2 separate regions of the Homo sapiens genome follow, and region 2 is linked to region 1. Evidence: chromatin contacts called from ENCODE POLR2A ChIA-PET data. All regions are on one chromosome and are shown on one strand. Each heading gives the region's core, a stretch centred on a gene start or an enhancer-like site at or near the end of the contact. The rest is flanking DNA. Distances are from core to core; before and after follow the strand shown. Region 1 holds the start of TIMM17A (translocase of inner mitochondrial membrane 17A). Region 2 holds the start of ACBD3 (acyl-CoA binding domain containing 3).

Region 1 (2,700 bases), core at 131-2,630:
TATTTATGACATTGACTTTTCCGTAAAATAAATATATACATATTTTTAAAGTTAATTACAAACGTACAGAATGGAGAGGAGCACTTTAACAGCCATCACATGATTGGGATTTTGTTGACAGTAAACTAAAAGCTCCATGGGTCCCAACCTTTTTTTTTTTTTTTTTTTGACAGTGTCTCACTCTGTCACTAGAGTGCAGTGGCATGATCACAGCTCCCTGCGGGGTAGATCTCCTGGGCTCAAGCTATCTTCCCGCCTCAGTCTCCCGAACAGTCAGGGCTACAGGCACGTGTCACCACGCCCGGCCTGGTCCCCATAAGTCCCCTCTTCTCCGAGCCAAACATCTTCACACCTTCTGGTGATCATTAGTGGAGAGGCCTGTGAGAGGCTCTGGTGTCAATGTCCCTGAAATCGAGGGCTCCAAATTGGTCATGGCTCTCCAGATGGCCCAAACAGTTCCAGTTCACAAACATTTATTGAGCATCTACTACATTCCAGGCACTGTGGTTATTATAAATCACTGAGACACTGTTTGCCCTAAAGGAGCTACGTGTATTTGGTAACAGCTTCACAGTAAGTGACGAATAAGATAGCATTAATCCACATTTGACAGCAAAAGTACCAAAAAAGAAAGAAAGAAAAAGAAGAGAGAGAAAGGAAAGAAAAGAAAAGAAGAGAAAGAAAGAGGCCGGGTGCGGCGGCTCACGCCTGTAATTCTAGCACTCTGGGAGGCCGAGGTGGGCGGATCACGAGGTCAGGAGTTCGAGTCCAGCCTGATCAACATGGCGAAACCCCGTCTCTACTAAAAAAACATAAAAATTAGCCGGACCTGGTGGCGCCCGCCTGTAGTCCCAGCTACTCAGGAGGCTAAGGCAGGAGAATCGCTTGAACTCGGGAGGCGGAGGTTGCAGTGAGCCGAGATCTCGCCGCTGCACTCCAGCCTGGGCGACAGAGCCAGACTCTGTCTCAAAAAAAAAAAGAAGAAGAAAAGAAAAAGAAAGAAAGAAAAAGGATGGAAGGAGAGAAGAAAAGGAAAGGGGGAAGGGAAGGGGGAAGGGAAGGCGGAAGGGAAGGGAAAGAAAGAAGCGTATTTAGGCAGTATCGCGTTGATTTCAGTCCACGGAACCTCTGGTGACCGGGTAGTGTGACTCCGTCATTGGTAGCCCCCCGCCCACACAGCCGGGACTCGCGGCCTTTGAGGACGTGGGCAGGGCCAGTCTCGCCACGCCGCGGCCAATGCCCCGACCACACGCTGGCCACAGGAGTCCTGGCTCCCATTGGCTGCAGCGGGAAATGGTGAACCAATGCTCATAGACCTTAACGCCCTCCTCTCGGGATCACTTCCGCCTCTGGGGTCAGGCTCCGCCCAGCTTGCCCGGCATCACTCGCGGCATTGGAGTCAAGATGGAGGAGTACGCGCGAGAGCCTTGGTGAGCTTCACCGCTGTCTTTGCATTTCTCTTGCCCCCCTGCCCACTGCCCTCCTTCTCCCTTGTCCAGGCTCCCAAGGTGCAAGCCAGACTCAACCGCAGCCTCGTCGACTTGGGCCTGGTAACTGGGCAATGCGGTCTTTCGCGGCCAGTCGGCTTCTTAGCCCTGTACTTAGTACCTCCCCGGCCGCGTGAGCCTCCCTCTCCCAACCCAGCACCCGTGTGACCTTGTGATGGATGGTAAGGAGGTCCAGACTTGAGTTTGATAGAACCTCGGAACCTCCTCCCAACGCAGGGCGTAATCGACTTTATGCGGGGCCAGTTATAATCCCCCCTGTTCGTCGAGGTGACCTTGGGCGCGTCCCTCCGTCTCGCCTTGCTCAGTTCCTGCGTTGAGGAACTGAAGAATAGGCATTTGAGGGAGTGTCATTCTTGAGGTTTTACTTGTATCATGATATGTGTCCACAGAGTGAAGCATTTTAAATGAATGGAACATAGATTTTAGCCAAGGGGTCTGGATAAGCTTCTTTATTGCGTGGGGCCTTGTTTTCCTTCTTGGAATTCTTTCTTGAGGGTAGAGGGGGACAAAAATTACCTGGGAAATAGGAAGAGGTAATAGCATGTGTTCTCTGAAAAGCCATGGACAGAAATTCATTGTTACATCCAGCGTTTATTGAGTATGAATAAACCAGACACATAGATAATTATAAAACGATGTAATTGCTGTCAGAAGTCTCAGGTTGCCAGAGTTTAAAGTTTCTAGGGTCATAGGTAAAAAATCAAATCTTGATATTTCGGTTAATCATTTGTTTTATTGTGTAAGAGCAACAACCAAGATGTCCTCAATTTGTGAAAGTGCCCAGGACCTTAAATTACTACTCTGGTATCCTAGCCTTGTTGCATGTTTTATGTTCCCCTCTCCCATAAATGGCATACAAAATATAAGTTTTAGGGTCTCCTGGCTCTTCAAACTTATCTTCTTCAAAGCAGTTATCCTCCATTCTGGATTGTGCTCAGATATGTAGGACTCAGCACACTGTAAATAGCTGTTTGATGTACTATAATGACACAGGTTAGCAGAGAGTTAAAATATTTAACTATGTTGAGTTAAAGATCTTAGAAAAATAAGGCCGGGTGTGGTGGCTCACGCCTGTAATCCCAGCACTTTGGAAGGCCGAGGCGGATCACGAGGTCAGGAGTTCAAGACCAGCCTGGCCAGTATGGTGAAACCCCGTCTCTACTAAAAATACAAATATTAGCCGGGCGTGGTG
Region 2 (2,700 bases), core at 187-2,686, about 24 Mb after region 1:
CACAATTAAAGTTATTTTGAGAGAAAACAACTTCCGTGTGTATCATTACATTGAACTACTCAACTTTGGCTAGTAAAATATGTACTCCAAAAGGTACTCCCTCTGGGGAAAGTGTCATAAATATGCTGCTCTGGAATGTACGTGGAACCTAGCAACCACTTTTAAAGTTGCATTTGCTGATGTCCCTCCCTGTCCATTCGCCCTACAAGACTAAGTATCTTTAAGAATCAAACTAACGGGCTTTCATCAGTTTTTCCCACTGACAAAAATCATGTGATTGGTCTCTCCACCATTCGACTAAGTGAATCACCCAATTAAAAAAAAAAAAAACCGCACACTACAATCTTGCTCTAAGACAAGAGACATTTAACAATTAATTATGCGAAAAGCACAGAAGGTACTGTTAGGCCTTACTCTGAGAATTCACTCTTGCACATTGCTTACAATGTAAAATTTTAACCACCTAGAAGTTACTAGAACATAGTGGACATCTCTCCTCAAGAGTTTGACAAGCCGGAGAGGATGATGAGCTTAACACTTTACTTCCTCCTCTCTGCCACATCAATCTGCCGGGGGATCAAGTCCTGTTCCAGTTTATGGTTCCCAAGAATGGCTGGAAAAGCTATGTATGGAACCTCTTGACAGATTTCTTCCACTAAGGGTAAAAATCGGCGGGTTCTGATGTGACAAGCCATGGGAAATAGGAAAAGAAAAGCGTCAGTTAAAAAAATAATAATAATAAAAGGCAATCCCAGAATGGGATCCTTTGGAAGAAAGTGGGCTCATTCTTCCACCAGGGCTCCTGGAAATCCCAGAAGCTAAATCAGGTAAAATGTCCCGGTAACCTCTGGGAGGCGGGACATGACTGCTAAACCAAGGTTGCAGGCCCGTCAGGGGTGTGACCTAGTGGCCAAGCGGGTAGTGACAAACTTCGGGTACCCCCAAGGAGGGAACCCCGCTTGAGTCACCACAGCCCAGTATGAGTGGGTGAGGGCAAGTCTGGTCCAGTCACCCTGGGGACCACAGCCCACGCCGGGCTCCCGGGGCCGGGCAGAAGCGGCGGGGGTGGGGCTGGCCCGGCTCACCTTTGAAGAAGCGCAGTGCCAGGCCGTACAACTCCTCCAGGCCGAAACCCCAGCGCTGCTCCAGCCGCCGCGCCTCCTCCGCCGCGCCCCCAGCCGCCGCCTCCCCGGGCTCGGGCTGCTCCCCTGAGGCGCCCGGGCCGCGACCGGATCCAGGTGGCGAGGGCGGTGGCAGCGGTGGCGGCAGCAGCGGGGCGCCCTCCGCCCCAGGCCGCTCCTCCGGGTCCGGGCTGAGCGTGAGGCCGTCGACGGACACCTCGAGTCGCTCTGCGTTCAGCACCGCCGCCATCTCCGGCTGCTGCACCTCCTCAGCGGGGACAGACGGCAGCCACGTATCGACTTCCTGCTGACCTCTGACCTCCGCTTACCGACACCGGAACTTCCGCTGCTGAGGAGGCTGGAGGGCTCCGGGAGAGGGGCTGAGGCCTGGCGCCCCACCCCCTCCGGAATCGTCAGTTGCCCTGGCTCAGCGACCACCCTTCAGGCTCCCCAACTCCCGTTGGTCCCGAACTCCCCTCCCCCGCACCCCATCCTTTCGGATCCCAGTTGCTCCAGGTGGGCGGGTGCTACCACCCCCACCGCTCGGTTCGGTGCTGCGGCTGTCAGTGCCCAGCAGGGGCGGGGTCAGTGGAGCCCCGCGCGGGGGTCGGAGTAGGGAGGATTGACGAGGTCGGCCAGCACCCAACCCTCCAGGTCAGAGGCCCTTCACATTTGCAGGGGCCTGCGTGGTTGGCAGAGCTCTTTTGCCCACCACCATCTCGTTTGGCCTTCACAGCAACTCTAAGGAAATGCAGGGCAAATTCCCAATTTTTTTAAAAGGGGAAACTGAGACTGCAGAGAAATTCAGTGACTTTGAGGTTGCAGACGGGGCTGATCCTGGTTTTGCAGGAAGCGCAGCTCATACAATTTGTGGGGACCCTCATTAGGAAAGAGTACAAAAAGTTACGCGCAGAAGGGTAGGAAAGTGAATGTATATTTAGAAAGAGAAAGAAAAAACAAATGATATTTTAAAAGTTAATAAAACCCACAAACATCACACACATAACCGTAATATTTTCATTGACTGCCTGATATTCTTCTACAGGGCGTCTGAGAGCCCAGAAACCTATTTTTTTCTAAAAGATTGAAGTCGCCCCCGACATTATGTATATTCACCTGTGTTTCCAGACTTTGGGAGCACCATTTATGATCATTTTTCCCACCTTTGTTTTGGCTGCGTACTTCTGATTGCCTTTTCCTATAACAATTATTTTGTAACTTTTTTTTTTTTTTTTTTTTTTTGTTTTTTGCAGACAGTCCTGCTGTGCCACCCAGGCTGGAGTGTAGTGGTGCAATTCGGTTCACTGCAACCTCTGCCTCCCGGGTTCAAGCAACTCTCCTGCCTCAGCCTCCCAAGTAGTTGGGATTACAGGTGCTCACCACCACGCCCGGCTAATTTTTGTAAACTTAGTAGAGTCAGAGTTTCCCCATGTTGGCCAGGCTGGTCTCAAACTCCTGACCTCATGTGATCTGCCCGCCTCAGCCTCCCCAAAGTGCTGGGATTACAGGTGAGAGCCACCGCGCCCGGCGTATTTTGTAATTCTCTATAAAGAAAAGAGAAAGATCAGTCTTTTCTCCA

The links. ChIA-PET counts read pairs that join two places held with the same protein, here RNA polymerase II (POLR2A).
Region 2: POLR2A ChIA-PET joins it to region 1 with 14 read pairs in GM12878. The contact joins the promoter of ACBD3 here to the promoter of TIMM17A in region 1. POLR2A ChIA-PET finds 5 or more read pairs at or near these places in 2 of 52 experiments (GM12878 and naive thymus-derived CD4-positive, alpha-beta T cell).

What each region holds. Positions count from the first base shown.
Region 1 is chr1:201,954,123-201,956,822 of GRCh38, forward strand. It overlaps TIMM17A (translocase of inner mitochondrial membrane 17A), which reads left to right and starts at 1,381. Exons shown (of 6, transcript NM_006335.3): 1 at 1,381-1,430. The coding sequence starts at 1,405. RefSeq lists an enhancer at 1,370-1,659.
Region 2 is chr1:226,185,305-226,188,004 of GRCh38, forward strand. It overlaps ACBD3 (acyl-CoA binding domain containing 3), which reads right to left and starts at 1,437. Exons shown (of 8, transcript NM_022735.4): 1 at 1,086-1,437. The coding sequence starts at 1,371. It overlaps LOC101927247 (a long non-coding RNA gene), which reads left to right and starts at 2,592. Exons shown (of 2, transcript XR_001738504.2): 1 at 2,592-2,629. RefSeq lists silencers at 928-1,407, 1,044-1,338.